2 separate regions of the Homo sapiens genome follow, and region 2 is linked to region 1. A link is a loop called in an ENCODE intact Hi-C map of the cell type or tissue named here. Cell type or tissue: dorsolateral prefrontal cortex. All regions are shown on one strand.

What was found. Peaks named below come from ENCODE experiments on the same cell type or tissue, not always from the same donor. Only the 100,000 strongest peaks of a DNase experiment are listed, where the experiment ranks them.
Region 2: a loop joins it to region 1, with 7 times the contacts of the local background. A loop is called at or near these places in 7 of 110 quality-filtered maps.

Annotation. Positions count from the first base shown.
Region 1 is chr17:37,356,074-37,364,073 of GRCh38, reverse strand. The region is part of intron 1 of ACACA (acetyl-CoA carboxylase alpha); the gene reads left to right. Among named protein-coding and RNA genes, the nearest start is that of C17orf78, 16 kb to the left of the region's middle. In dorsolateral prefrontal cortex, CTCF peaks have their summits at 4,542 (motif pointing right) and 4,751 (motif pointing left); DNase peaks (open chromatin) are centred at 4,713 and 5,493; H3K4me3 peaks cover 3,384 bases; H3K27ac peaks cover 3,121 bases.
Region 2 is chr17:37,296,602-37,304,601 of GRCh38, reverse strand. All of the region lies in intron 3 of ACACA (acetyl-CoA carboxylase alpha), which reads left to right. Among named protein-coding and RNA genes, the nearest start is that of SNORA90, 56 kb to the right of the region's middle. In dorsolateral prefrontal cortex, no CTCF peak of the experiment used is centred here; DNase peaks (open chromatin) are centred at 3,181 and 4,832; H3K4me3 peaks cover 3,044 bases; H3K27ac peaks cover 3,188 bases.

The DNA of each region.
Region 1 (8,000 bases):
TCGGCTCACTGCAACCTCTGCCTCCTGGGTTCAAACAATTCTCCTGCCTCACCTCCTGAGTAGCTGGGATTACAGGCGCCTGCCACCATGCCCAGCTAATTTTTTGTATTTTTAGTACAGACAGGGTTTCACCATATTGGCCAGGCTAGTCTTGAACTCCTGATCTCAGGTGATCCACCCGCCTCGTCCTCCCGAAGTGCTGGGTTTACAGGCATGAGCCACCGTGCCCTGCCGCAAATTTTGTATTTTTATTAGAGACAGGGTTTCACTATGTTGGCCAGGCTGGTCTAGAACTCCTGACCTCGGGTGATCCACCCGCCTTGTGTTCCCAAAGTGCTGGGATTACAGGCGTGAGCCACCATACCCAGCCCATGGTTCTATTTTCTATTAAGGCACTTTGTTTCCTCCCTTGATTCAACTCAAACCTGACTTGAGAGACTTTCTTGTCCTAAGAGTGACAGGTATTGAAGGCCTTGTTGTTCAACAGAGACTCTGGCACACAAAGAGGGGAACAATAATGATAAATCTTAAACGACTGTTCTCAAACTTTAGGGTGATTAATTATTAGGGATGCTTTAAAAAAAGAAAAAGTCGGCCAGGTCCAGTGGCTCACGCCTGTAATCCCAGCACTTTGGGAGGCCAAGGCGGGTGGATCACAAGGTCAGGAGTTTAAGACCAGCCTGACCAACATGGTGAAGCCGCGTCTCTCCTAAAAATACAAAAATTAGCTGGGCATGGTGGCACGCGCCAGTAATCCCAGCTACTTGAGAGGCTGAGGCAGAAGAATCGCTTGAACCCGGGAGGTGGAGGTTGCAGTGAGCCGAGATCGTGCCACTGCACTCCAGCCTGGGTGACAGAGCGAGACCGTCTCAAAAAAAAAAAAAAAAAAAAAAAGAAAAAGAGAAAGAGAAAAGAAAAAGTCAACCAGGTGTGGTGGCATGTCCCTGTAGTCCCAGCTACTTGAGAGGCTGAGGTGGCAGGATCGCTTGAGCCCAGGAGTTGAGGCTGCAGTGAGTAGTTGTGATTAAAAAAAAAAAAAAGGGCTGGGAATCTGCATTTTTAACAAGCACCCTGGTGGTTTTGTTTTTTTTTTTTTTTTTGAGACGGAGTCTCGCTCTGTCGCCAGGCTGGAGTGCAGTGGCGCGATCTCAGCTTACTGCAAGCTCCGCCTCCCGGGTTCGCGCCATTTTCCTGCCTCAGCCTCCGGAGTAGCGGGGACTACAGGCGCCCGCCACCACATCTGGCTAATTTTTTGCGTTTTTAGTAGAGACGGGGTTTCACCACATTAGCCAGGATGGTCTCGATATCCTGACCTCGTGATCCACCCGCCTCGCCTCGGCCTCCCAAAGTGCTGGGATTACAGGCGTGAGCCACCGCGCCTGGCGCACCCTAGTGTTTGTTTCATCAGGTGGTTAGTGGGACATGCTTTGAGAAACGATGCCCTAATCTAAATATTTGACCGAAAAATGCCAAATGAAGCTGTCTGGACAGTGGCGCATATAATGTTTATATATATCTGGGTTTATCAATTTTTGAGAATTTATCTTTTCTCATCTATGGCTATTACAAATTCATATGGCTATCATCTAAAGAGTGTGACACAGACACTCTGTTTTAATGTGCTAGTTTTGTCTTCTTAAATAGACTATAATCACCTTGAAGACAGGGACCTCTCATACTTTTCTGACTTTACCCACAGGAAGATAAGAAAGCAACTTTAAGGTTGGAAGGTAGCTGGGATGCTCAGGATGAGTCCCTAATACCTTTACATCACCTTGAAAACCCTGGAAGTCATATATTTGGGATTTTGTATTCGTTTTCTAGGGCTGTTATAGCAAAGTACCACAAACTGGTGGCTTAAACAACAGAAATGCATTTCCTCAGTTCTGAAGGCTAGAAGTCCAAGATTAAGGTGTCAGCAGTTAGTTTTTTTCTGATATTTTCTCCTTGGTTTGTACATGGCCATGCATGCCCTATGTCTTCATATGTGTGTCTGTGTCCTCGTCGCCTCGTCTTATAAGGACGACAGTCATACTGGATTAGGGCCCACCCTTATGACCTCATTTTAATTTAATTACCTCTATAAAGACTTTGTCTCCAAATATACTCACATTCTGAGGTATTAGGGGTTAGGACTTCAACAAATGAATTTTGGGATACAATTCAGCCCATAACAGACCTCTAGTATCAGCTTCTAGAAATGTACCACTCATCCTTCTCTTCCATTTGTTAGTCTCATATAGTAAGTTCTCTCCACCCTTTGGTTCTCCTCCTCCGCCTCTTACAGACGTAATAGCTTGTGTAGCAATAACTCATGGAGCAGCTCTAAAGAACCTACAGTAGGGATGGGCAGGTTGTGGCATGCACCAAACACCGTAACACTCAGGGGTTGCTGAAATTCCAGTTGTACTGTCTTAAAGACACAGCTCTTTGCTCATTCTCTGCCCAGCTGTCTTAGCATTTGGTGATAACAATTAGATTATTAGATCCTCTGTAAGTGACCTTGGTATCGTAACTCATCCTTCCTTAATTACTTTTTTTTTCACTGTAGCTTCTATTAGGACTTTCTTTGGCCAGTTCTTTAGAAAGCTCAATTATTTAAAATAATCAGTGAAGTCAAAAGCAGGACATGCAGGGGCTGGCTGAAATTTCACATAAGGACAGTTTTTGAGGGTAAATCCCTGGTTTTGCAGAGCTTGTAAAGCTGGTAAACAGCAACACCATTAAGAATCCTGGGGAGACTTGGCGTGGTGGCTCACATTTGCGGCCAGCACTTTGGGAGGCTAAGGTGGGCGGATCACGAGGTCAAGAGATCGAGACCATCCTGGCCAACATGGTGAAACCCCGTCTCTACTAAAAATACAAAAATTAGCTGGACTTGGTGGTTTGTGCCTGGAGTCCCAGCTATTCGGGAGGCTGAGGCAGGAGAATGGCTTGAACCTGGGAGGTGGAGGTTGCAGTGAGCTGAGATTGCACCACGGCACTCCAGCCTGGGCGACAGAGCGAGACTCCATCTCAAAAAAAAAAAAAAAAGAATCCTGGGGAAAGAATTCCTATTACTTAAGAGGATCTAGGAAAGGTAAAAGAAAAGTAAGAGGCAACCGCATGGTTTTTAGTTCTTTTGAAGTCACTCCCTTCATGTCAGCTTCAGAGACTGCTGTTATGGAAAGGCAAGGCTTCCCTCTTCCCAGGCCATTTTTTTCGGTGAGTCAAATCAAACATCTTACTAAACCAGGAAGTCTTGCCCAATTATCTTTTTCCTCCCACTACATTTGTCCAACTGATTGATATATTAGTGATATAATTATTGTGAAATATGAATCCCTGTTCTGTAAAGTCCACATCTTTCCTAAGTTCTCTGCTTCCAATCCCTGTTATTTAATTAACTTATTTATTTAGAGATGGGGTCTTTTTACGTTGCCAGTGCTGGGGTGCAGTGGCTATTCACAGGCGCAGGCACAGTACACTACATATAGACTTGAACTCCTCGCCTCAAGCCATCCACCCACCTCAGCCTTCTGAGTAGGTGGGACTACAGTCCAGGTACGTGCCACTGTGCTTGACCCTATTATTTTAAAAATGGGTTGATAAATTCTTAGGGAAGCCCCACTTAGTGGGATTATGAGGGCTCCTAGATAAATATTGTTCCTTGTTGACCAATCTTTCCCTCTTTCTGCCTCAGCTTCCGCCAAGAACTTCTTACCTGGGCATGTATTTCTATCCTATTCACTTTTTACTCTCTGGCGTGGAACTTCTTCCTACCAAACTGTCATCCTCTGCACCTCTCCTGGCCTTCCTCACAAGTTTGTAAGCATTAAGAAGGTGCGCTGCATGCTTCATTAAATTCCTCCTTGGAAGGGCTGAGTTCACCCTGTTCTTCTCAAGTGCAATTTTCTCCAAGTTTCTTCCCTACGCAATGTTTGTATTGTGTTGGGACCCCTTCCAGTTATTATTAATTTTCAACACACAGCTACCATGAAAGTCTTGCTATGAAGTAACTGGCAAAACTAGAGACACCGACTGGCTTCCTCTCAAAGGCTCGGCGTGCCCACAGTGGAGGACGGGAAGCATTCTCCAATCCGAAAAGTCTGGAACGCTGTGGCAACTATTTTGCTCAGGGCAGGCAGAAGACGGTGGTTCTTTGGTACATTCCCCTTCTTACTGAGCTTCGTTTACTGAGGCTTCTCCTCAACACGCCAGGATCCAGCATGTATAACACCTTTGGAGTGGGCTGTCTCGGGGCTGAGGAGCGAAACGGGGGGCTGGTTATGGAGTTCCAGCATGGGGTTACTTAGCTCGCCCAGACTTGGAAACCAGCCAGCGTGATGAGGACAGGTAGTGGACGCGATTGCCCACCCCTTGTTAATGTGTTAGGATTAAACAGACAAACGGGCCCGCACACCGCCTGCCCCATTCTAGCCCGCCTTAATTCTGGGTTCCCTTTCCCCGCCTCTACAGGCCGGCTAGTCCTGGCCCCTCACTTGGGACGCCTCTGTCCCTGATGCGAGGCGCATGCGGGACCGCTTCCCCCACTCCCCTCTCCGCCAGGAGGAGGAGCCGAGGGGTTGGCCCCGTACCCGGCTGTGGCAGAAGGGGCCGCGAAGGCCGGGCCAGGGGCGCCACGACTGCCCAGGGCCCGCCCGCGGCCCGCCCGCGGCCCGCCCGCCCTCTAGCCGCTGGGCCCCGAATGGCAGATCCGCGCTCGGACCATCGGCATCGCCTCACATCGCTCCGCCCCGCGCCGCCCTCCCATTGGCTGCCGCTGAGCCCTCGGGCCCGCGCCTCGCCCCCCGGCGGCCCTGGCAGCGCCGCAGCCCGGAGCGGGGTCGGAGGTGAACGGCCTGGAGTAACCCCGGACGTAGTCACCTCATGGAGCTCGCCGGCTGAGGTGGGAGACAGGGGCGGGGCGGGGGCGGGTCAGGCCCCTGAAGCCCCGCCCCTTCTCCGTGTGCCGGGCCGGCCTGGTGCTGCACGCCTGTCAGCCATCGCCCGAGCCGCCGGCGTCTCCTCCCGCCCAGCAGTTCCTCCACGCAGGGGCTCCGGAATCGCCCGACCGCACACGTTGCCACCCTGAGGTGAGGTGAGGGCCGGCCCAGAACCTGTGACCGGGGACCTGGAGAAACTGGGGCCAAGGGAGGGGCGGCGGCAGGCAGGGGGCCGCCTCCCAGCCTCCGCTCACCCGCACGCGGCCTGGGCTCCACACTATCCAGATCGGGTGCGGGGCAGCCCAGCCCTTCCCGCAGCTCTGAGGCCTTGAGGTCCCCTCCCTAGAGACATGGAGAGGTCTGGGGTCTCGGGAGGTGGGGATTCAGATCCCGGAACTGGGAGGCGTACAGTTCAGGGCTCCTCTAGGAAGGGGGGCTGGAGTTTCTGCCTGGAGCTCGCCCGCCACCCCTCTTGCCCAGCTCCAGCGTGGTCTGATTCCTTCCAGACCCCTCTCCAATCCGATTCTGGGCTCGGGAGAGGGAGAAGACCACGTGGGAAGGGGGCGTTGCGGGTTGGGTCTGATTGCATTGAAAGTCCTTTCTCTCTTGCAGAGTGAGGTGTGGGGTGCAGACCTCACTTGCTCTCTCCGTGCCTTTGTATCGTGGCGAGAGCCAGGGCCAGGCAGGTTGTATCTGCCAGTTCCTGTTCCCAGGATTTTATTATGTTCTCTGCGAGGGACATAGTAAATGTACATGCCTTTTGTTACTCTCCTCGTTTGCCATGCTGATCAAGGGAAGTTACTGGAAATAGGACGTAGGAAGCTGATGTGAAGCTAATGATTTCACAGGAAAATGTGCGTGAAGGTCCTGCCCGGATCGGGGCCAACATTATTTTGGATTTGAGAGTGGGAGAGTGGACACTAATGGACACTTGAAATCACCTCTAAAAATCAGGGACTTCGTGTAGGCCTTGTGGGTTCTATAGAGACATTTAAGAATATAACTGCTCAGGAGAAATAGTTTAATTTCAGATATTTTTGTTTGGAGGTTTAAGACTGGAATAAAAAAAAAGACCCTAGGCCTTCCTGATTCTGTTTCTACTTAAGCGATGTTTCAGTAATTTCCTAATGTGTGGATAAACCTAATAACCACATCTTCAGTCTCAGAAGTTTATTTCCTTGGATTTTCTCTCTCTTTCCATTCATTTTTTCCCTCCCAATTCGGTAGTATAGATTGAGAAGCATGCTTTCTTTGGTTACATGGTCTTTTCTCACTCAGCAGGGAAGAATACTCATATTTGTCCCTTCTTGAGGGGGATGCCCTGGATGTCTGTGATGAGAAGGATTTCTGTGGTGCTTATTTGACAGGCACTTTTCAGAAAAGCATTGTGGCCTAATAGAGCAGGACCACAGTTTACCTGTCCAGATAGATGCCTGCTTGCTACAAATAGCAAGTTTTTTCCCACTTCTCTTGCCTCAGTTTCTTCATTTCTCAGTAAAACTGAATGCATAACAGGAGGACTGATGTGAACCCAAGAATATTAAACATTTTAAAGTGGGCATATGAAAGATGCCAAAGGTAAAGTATTAATTTATGAAGCCATCTGTGTTTACTAGTGTTGTAGAATTTTGTTGTTGTTGTTTTGTTTGTTTGTTTGAGATGGAGTCTTGCTCTGTCACCCAGACTGGAGTGCAATGGTGCGATCTTGGCTCACTGCAACCTTCGTCTCCTGGTTTCAAGAGATTCTCATGCCTCAGCCTCCCGAGTAGCTGGGATTACACGCGTGCGCCACTACGCCTGGCTAATTTTTGTATTTTCGGTAGAGACAGGGTTTCACCATGTTGGCCAGGCTGGTCTCCAACTCCTGACCTCAGGTGATCCACCCTCCTCGGCCTCCCAAAGTGCTGGGATTATAGGCATGAGCCACCACGCCAGGCTTGTTTTGTTTTGATTTACCAGTGCATAATAGAAATACATCAAGCATAAGATTAAATTGCTTTTTAAAAAGGAAGTCTTGGGAAATGGTGGCATTTATCTTAGTGAATTTATAGTTCAAAAACTAGGTAATGCTGAAGACCTGGTATTGTGAAAGCCAGCCTCAGAGAACGCTCTCTCATCTGATGTTGACCTCTCTAAAGTGCTGTGAACAGGTTCAGGTGTAGATCACTATGTAACATTATTTCCTTTGCAGTCAATGACTAGGAAAATTTTTATACCTGTCACGTGGACTGGTTTAACAGGTTTAGGGCTAGTGTTTTTCTTTCTTTAAAATCTTTTTTTCCTTTAATTGGATGGCTAATATCCTAATAGTCTTAGTTGAGGAAAGAAGTAAATTAAAATACAAACTGTGGAATAATGCATTAGAAATTAGTATTTTCAATTGTGGGAGGAGAAGAGAATCCTTTTGTAATTCAGAAAAAAAAGTTATCTCATTATCTAACATGTTCTTAAAGATTAACAATTATAGAAGCTGCCGGGCGCGGTGGCTCACTCCTGTAATCCTAGCACTTTGAGAGGTCGAGGCTGGCGAATCACAAGGTCTGGAGATCGACACCATCCTGGCTAACACAGTGAAACCCCGTCTCTACTAAAAATACAAAAAATTAGCTGGGTGTGGTGGTAGGCACCTGCAGTCCCAGCTACTCGGAAGGCTGAGGCAGGAGAATGGCATGAACCTGGGAGGCAGAGCTTGCAGTGAGCTGAGATTGCGCCACTGTACTCCAGCCTGGGTGACAGAGTGAGACTCCGTCTCAAAAAAATAATAATAATAATAATTATAGGAGCTATGTGTCAAGTATCTTTCCAAACCCGTAAAACAGTAAGATTACAAAAAAGCGAATAAACAGTAGAAACTCATTGGCTAAAAAATTCCTATTAACTATTGAGATAATTACCATTAATCTTCTACTTTAACAGATTATTAACAGATTATTAACTGGTTTTTTGCTTGTTTCAATTTAATTTTATTTTATTATTTTTTGGAGTCGGAGTCTCGCTCTTTTGCCCAGGCTGGAGTGCAGTGGCACGATCTCGGCTCACTGCAACCTCCACCTCTCAGGTTCTAGCAATCCTGCC
Region 2 (8,000 bases), 59 kb after region 1:
GGCTGGTCTCGAACTCCTGACCTCAGGTTATTGCCCGCCTCTACCTTCCAAAGTGCTGGGATTATAGGCATGAGCCACCGCGCCTGGCCCCTTAAATACTGTTTTTTTAAGCATGACAACAATGAATCAATAAATAGAACTTCTCAGCTGAGTGCAGTGGCTCATGCTTGTAATCCCAGTGCTTTTGGGAGGCAAGCGGGGTGGATTTCCTGAGCCCAGGAATTTGAGACTCCATCTACAAAAATTTTAAAATTATTTGAGCATGGCAGCATATGTCTGTGGTCCCAGCTACTTGGGAGGCTGAGGCAGGAGGATCGCTTGAGCATATTGAGTGTTTGCACCACTGCATTCCAGCCTGGGCAAAAGAGCAAGACTCTGTCTCAAAAAATTAAAAATAAAATAAATAGAAATTCTCAATAAGAAAAGAGAAATGATTTTTAAAAAGAAGCAAATGAAACCAAAGAGGATATACCTATGGCAAATAAACACATGAAAAGATGTTTTATAATTATCTAATAGTTATTAGGTATTAGGAAAATGCAAATATTAATTAGTATTAGGAAAATGCAAATTAAAATAGCAATGAGATATCATTACACACTTATCAGAATGCCTAAAATAAGAAATAGACACAATACCAAAGGTTTGTGAGAATGCAGAAAAATTGGATTTCTTGTACATTGCTGGTGGGAATGTAAAATGATACAGCCACTCTGGAAAATAATTTGACACTTTCTTTTTTTTGAGACGGAGTCTCGCTCTGTTGCCCAGGCTGGAATGCAATGGCGCGATCTTGGCTCACTGCAACCTCCGCCTCCTGGGTTCATGCGATTCTCCTGCCTCAGCCTCCTGAGTAGCTGGTATTACAGGTGCCTGCCACCATGCCCAGGTAATTTTTGTATTTTTAGTAGAGATGGGGTTTCACCATGTGGGCCAGGCCGGTCTTGAACTCCTGATCTCAAGTGATCCACTTGCCTCGGCCTCCCAAAGTGCTAGGATTATAGGCGTGAGCCACTGTGCCCGGCTAATTTGACACTTTCTTATAAAACTAAACTCTCACCATATGAACCATATGATCTGGCAGCTTCACTCCTTATTGTATACCCAAGAGAAAGGAAAGCATATGTCCACATAAAAGTTTATACATGAATGTTCATAACATTATTAATAAGAGCCACAAAATGGAAACAACCCAATATCCATTAACTGATGATGTATAAACAAAATATGGTGTGTCCACACATTGAAATATTGTTCAACCATAAAAAGAAATGAAGTACTGATATATGCTACAGCATTGAAAACATTATGCTAAATGAAAGAAGCCAGTCACAAAAGGCCACATATTATATTATTCCATTTATATGAAATGTCTGTAATAGGCAAATCTATAAAGACAGAAAGTAGATTAGTGGTTGGCTAGGATTGGGGAGCATATTGGAGAAATGAGGAGTGGCTGCTACTGGGCATGGGGTTTCTTTTGGAGGTAATAAAAATGTTCTAAAATTGCCATGCGTGGTGCACGTTCCTGTAGTCCCAGCTACTTGGGAGGCTGAGGCAGGAGGATTGCTTGAGCCTAGGAGTTTAAGTCCAGCCTGTGCAACATAGCAAGACCTCGTCTCTTTAAAAAAATGACACATATAATGAAATGAAAATGTCCTTAAATTTATTGTGATGATAGTTCATAACTATGTGAATATACTAAAAACTATTGAATTGTACCCTTTAAGTGGGTGAAATGTATGGTGTGTGAATTGTATCTCAGTAAAATTGTTAACAAAAAATTTTTAAATGAGTTTATCAAGATCACAGGGTGTAAGATCTATATAGAAAAGTTAAGTATATTTCTATATGCTAGCTAGAAATGAACAATCCAAAAATGAAATTAAGAAAATATTCTGTTCATGATAGCATTAAAAAGAATAAAATAGGAATAAATTGAGCAAAAAAGGTATAAGACTTATACACTAAAACTTGTGGAACATTGCTGACAGAAATTAAATAAAATCAGCCAGGGGTGGTGGCTCACGCCTGTAATCCCAAACCCAGAGGCTGAGGCGGATGGATCACCTGAGGTCAAGAGTTCCAGACCGGCCGGGTGTGGTGGCTCACGCCTGTAATCCCAGCACTTTGGGAGGCTGAGGTGGGTGGATCACCTGAGGTCAGGAGTTCGAGACCAGTCTGGCCAACATGGTTAAACCCCATCTCTACTAAAAATACAAATATTAGCCTGGCATGGTGGCAGTCACCTGTAATCCCAGCTACTCGGGAGGCTGAGGCGGGAGAATCGCTTGAACCCGGGAGGTGGAGGTTGCAGATTGCAGTGAGCCGAGATCGCGCCATTGCACTCCAGCCTGGGTCACAAGAGCGAAACCCTGTCTCAAAAAAAAAAAAAAAAAGAGTTCCAGACCAGCCTGTCCAACATGGTGAAACCCTGTCTCTAATAAAAATACAAAAAATTAGCTGGGCGTGGTGGTGTTCTTTTAGTTCCAGCTACTTGGGAGGCTGAGGCAGGAGAATCGCTTGAACCCAGATGGCAGAGGTTGTAAGTGGAGATCGTGCCACTGCACTCCAGCCTGGGAGACAGAGCGAGACTCCATCTCAAAAAAGAAAAAAAAAAGAAATTAAATAAAATCTAAATAAATGGAGAGGCAGTCCATGTTCATGGATTAGAGGACTCAATATTGTCAAGACAGCAGTTCTCCTTAAATTGATCATAAATTCACAGTCCATATCAAATTTCCAGCAGCCTTTCTTTTTCTTTCTAGAATTTGACAAGCCGATCCTAAAATTTACATGGAAACAAAGGACCTAGAATAGCCAAAACACTTTTGAAAAGGGAATGTGAAGTTGGAGGTCTTCATACTACCTGATTTCAAAACCTACTATAAAGTCACAGTTATCAAGACCATGTGGCATTGCTTCAAGGCTAGGCATATAGGTCAATGGATCAGAATTTAGAGTCCACAAAGAAACCTTTAAATATATGGTCACTTGATTTTTTGACAGAGACACATCCTTGATCCAAGATTTCTCTGCTTGTAAAAACCCAATGTAAAACAGTCTCTCACAGTGTGTGTGCTGCAGTATAACTCAGACTGTGTTGCAGTCAAGCTAGCGAATGCATCACTGTCTGCCGGGTAAACTGCTACGTCATCCTTGGTGTTTGGCATGTTACAATGCTGGGATCAGTGTGGGCTTCTAGTTGGATTTTGTGCCAGGTATGTGTCTACGTTGGACACTGTTCATGGTAGATTAAAAGGGGGATGCTTTAAATTTGGAGAAATGAATGTGGCTTTTTATTTCTTGTATTCTAATATTAGAGAAAGATTGTGAGCAGCAGTGTCTATAAAAGATCTATATAGATCTCTAGCTTTGCTTTTGGACCTGGGTATGCTGTGTTAGTGTTTGGTTGTCGTAGAAAGATCCGTTTGGTGAAAGGAAGCATAAACTCGATTATTGAGTGTGCCTCTTTAGTATATTTTTCTGATATAGTTGAGTGCAAAATAGTCTGCCTTATTTTTACACTTAGTGCTTTATTTGCATTTTTGAATGGTGAACTTGTATAACAAGTTTGTTTTGTAGACACTTAAGTGTGTGTAAAATTGAGCAGCTTCTCATCTGTGGCTACTGAACTTTCCTGAACAAAGGCTGCAGTGCTCTATTTTTGAGACAGGTTATTCTGAAGAGACGTAAAGATAGAAGGGCTCCTCTGTGTCAGCTTGGTTCTTTAAAGGGAAAGTAAACTTGACTAACTTAATGGGCATTGGCACATTGTGGAAGGGATGATGTGAAGTACAGACCAGAGAACAACCAGGACTTCCATTTTTTATTATAGCTGGTTGTCATGTTGGGTGGCCTGATTGAGTTGCTTTCAAATTTGGGCAACTTGAGTCTTTACAACTTAAGTTGCCCGAATGTCCTTCAGATCAATGTTTGTTTGTTGTAATCATTTATCTTTTATCTGATTATTTAACTTCTATCTATGCTCCAGGTCATTTGTGTACTTCTGTTTTTGAAGGTTTTTCTGGAAGCTTAATATATTCTCAGCGTGGTTGGCATCAGATTGTTAACTATTTCTATCCAGCATTTTGATGGGAATAAATTTTTTATGGTTCATGATTCAGGTTAGATTTGGTGTACAGTCCTGAGGACTTGCCTCAGGAAGTTGTCTTTCTATAGATTCTAAGCCTTTAGGGTCTTTTGCCATTGATTTTTCTCCTAATACACAGAATATCATGAGCATCTACTTAAGTAAAAGCTAAAAACAGGAAGATATTACAAGATAACATTCAGCTAGTGTTTATTTCTTTAAGAGATCTGTCTGTGGCAAATTTGCTTTCATAGTAATATATGTGTCTCAGTAAGTAGTCTTTCTAGGCAGGATTTTTCTTCCCTGCTTAAGGGGGTTAGACCTCCAAAATATTTGTCAGGGTCTCTTTTCCTTTTAAGGGTTTAACCCACAATCTTTTCTGTATCCGTTTTGTACCAGCTCCATTCCTATTCTCAAGCTTTGGTGCATAAAACCTTAGTTTAGGTGTCTATATATACCACTACTTTGGCCTGAAAATTAGAATCGTGGCTCACACTTGATTCTAAGTTCCCTAGTAGTGGCGTGTTTCCTTTCTACGTGCTTACTTTCCCACCTGACCTGCTTTTCCCCACCGTGCAGTCTGATAATTGGTATTATTTGTTTTGATTGGATCTCAGAAATTACCTCTTTAGACCGAGCTGTGCTCCTCCCTCTGGATTTCATGAGCCCATTATTTTCTTGGCTTAATTGTCCTTGTAAATTTGGTCTTTTTGTCCTGGGCTTTCCCTGTCATGTGCTCCTGGCAGCCAGGAGAGGCAGTGGAGCTTTTCTCCGTTGACTGTCAGAAGAAAGTGACTGTTGTTGAAAATGTTTGCTGCAACTAAAGGAGAGCTGCTAAGATCTACTTTCTAGTTAAACAAGCTTTTATATTTCTCCCCGGCTCCTCTCAGTTCCCTTGGGAAATCAACTAATTGTGTGTGTAAGCTAAGTGTGTGGAGGAGAGAAGATGCAAAAAGGAAGAGAAAGGTGGGGAAAGAAGGAAATTGGGAACAATTAGACAAAAAGACTATAGTTTGAGGCCATCAGGAGTATTCTAGTCTGACTGAAGCCAGGCAGAAGGCACAGTATCTCTTGTCCTCCTGGGTTTTAAGCAGCTGCAACAGGAGGAGGAACTGCGGCTTGTGTTTACAAGGCCGAAATCTGAAGAAAAAGCTTCCATTCTTTTCCCATCTTGATATGGAGGGTTCTCCAGAGGAAAATAAGGAAATGAGATATTACATGCTTCAAAGGTAAGTGTTAGGCTACCACATTTGGGTAATATATATATCTTTAAAAAAACAGTAAGGTACTGACAGCTAAGCCCTGAGATTTATTTGATCATTTTTTTTCTATCTTTAAAAAATGAAGGCTATTTTTTTTAAGAAAATGAATAAAAATGGGCATATTGGCTCCTGAATGTCTAAACCTTTATTTTATATTGGGAATTTGAATAAAAGATCCCTGAGCCCATGTGTGATATTTTAGCTACGTTGAAAACAAGCACCCCATGCAGACCCTGCTGTGCTATTATTTCCTGAAGGGAACCTCAGATGTATCAGATTTACTCCCTGGATTTGGCTAGTATTTCCAGTGAAGTCTCTTCAACTGCTGTAAAGGAAAGATATTGTATAGTTTTGCAGAAAACTTTTTTAGAATGTGTGTCTGGGGCTAGGAAAGGTGCCTGCTGTAATTGTGGTATGTAGTCAGACAGAGTTGTTCAGGATGCCGAACTCCTTCACTTTGGGACCTTTCTTATTGCCATTAGAACTCAGGCTGAGGAGGAAATGAGTCAGGCCTTCTTGGGCCTTCTTCAGGCCTCTTGCAGGTCTGCACCTCCCTGCAGAGAATTGACATAAAAGACTTGAATGATTTGCTTGTGCAGTGGCGCGGTCATAGCTCACAGTAGCCTTGAACTCTTGGGCTCAAGTGATCCTCCCACCTCAGCCTCCTGGGTAGCTGGGACTACAGGCATGCACCATCATGCCTGGCTAATTTTTTTTTCAAGTTTTTTGTAGAGATGGGGTCTCACTGTGTTGCCCAGGCTAGTCTCAAACTCCTATACTCAAGCAATTCTGCCACTTTGGCCTCCAGAAGTGTTGGTATTACAGGCCACTGTGCCTGGCATCCCTCCATTATCTTTTTTGTTTGCTTGTTTTTATAATGTAGAGTTTTTATTTTGAAGAAAATTACTGAAAGTTAAACTAAACTTAGGCAAAGACAGAAAATAAACAAAAAACACTGAGTTGGCAAAATCTGTCTTTAGATCATCCTTTTCCATTCCTTTTTTTCCCCCAACTGCCTCTGTAATTGCCCCTTTTTCTTTTTTACCACTTCTTCCACCCTTTGAGGGGATAACCAAGCAAAACTTCCACTGAGAGGCAAAGAGGTATAAAAGTAACTACAATATAGCTGAGTGCAGTGGCATGAGCCTGTAGTACCAGCTACTCTGTAGGCTGAGGCCAGAGGATTGCTTGAGCCCAGCAGTTTGAGGTTGCAGGGAGATATATTCCTGCCACTGCACTGCAGCCTGGTCAACAGTGAGAACCCATCTCTAAAAATTTTTTTTCCAAAGTAACTGAGATATATATAATCTATGTTTGTGTATATATATAATATAGTATCAAAATTTTTTATGTATATACATGTATAAATATATATTTCAAAAATGTATATATAGGCTGGGCACGGTGGTGGCTTATGCCTGTAATCCCAGTACTTTGCGAGGCCAAGGCGGGTGGATCACCTGAGGTCACGAGTACGAGACCAGCCTGGCCAACATGGTGAAACCCCGTCTCTACTAAAAATACAAAAATTAGCTGGGCGTGGTGGCAGGCACCTGTAGTCTCATCTACTTGGGAGGCCAAGGCAGGAGAATTGCTTGATCGAGCAAACCCAGGAGGCAGAATTTGCAGTGAGCAGAGATCACGCCATCACACTCCAGTCTGGGTGACAAGAGCGAAACTCCATCTCAAAAAAAAAGTGTATATATATATATATACACACACATATACATACACAAACACACGCACATATATACATATATATGTACACACACGCATGTGTGTGTGGTTTTTTTTTTTTTTCTTTCGAGACAGAGTTTCACTTTTGTCGCCCATGCTAGAGTGTGATGGCGCGATCTTGGCTCACCACAACCTCTGCCTCCCGGGTTCAAGCGATTCCCCTGCCTCAGCCTCCCGAGTAGCTGGGATTACAGGCATGCACCACTATGCCCCGCTAATTTTGTATTTTTAGTAGAGATGGGGTTTCTCCATGTTGGTCAGACTGGTCTCGAACTCTCGACCTCAGGTGATATGCCCGCCTTGGCCTCTCAAAGTGCTGGGATTACAGGCGTGAGCCACCGCGCCCGGCCTTAAATGTGTTTTATATATAACATAGTTTTTATATAAAAACCTCATGGCTATACATATAGAAATAAAACGTGCATATATATCTCTATAAGTATATATTGATATATAGTGTCTGAATGTGTCTTTGCCAAAATTTATATGTTGAGGCTGGGCACGGTGGCTCATGTCTGTAACCTCAGCACTTTGGGAGGCCGAGGCGGGCAGATCACCTGAGGCCAGGAGTTCGAGACCAGCCTGGGCAACATGGCGAAACTCCATCTCTACTAAAAATACAAAAATTAGCCGGGTGTGGTGGTAGGATCCTGTAATCCCAGCTACTCAGGTGGTTGAGGCACGAGAATTGCTTGAACCTGGGAGATGGAGGTTGCAGTGACCTGACATTGTGCTACTGTACTCCAGCCTGGGCTACAGAGCGAGACTCTGCCTCACACACACACAAAATGTATATGTTGAAATCTAATTACCACTATGTCAAGAAGTGGGGCCTTTGGGAGTTGAGTAGATCATGGGGCAGAGCCCTCATGAATGGGATTAGTGCCCTTATAAAATAGGCTCCAGGC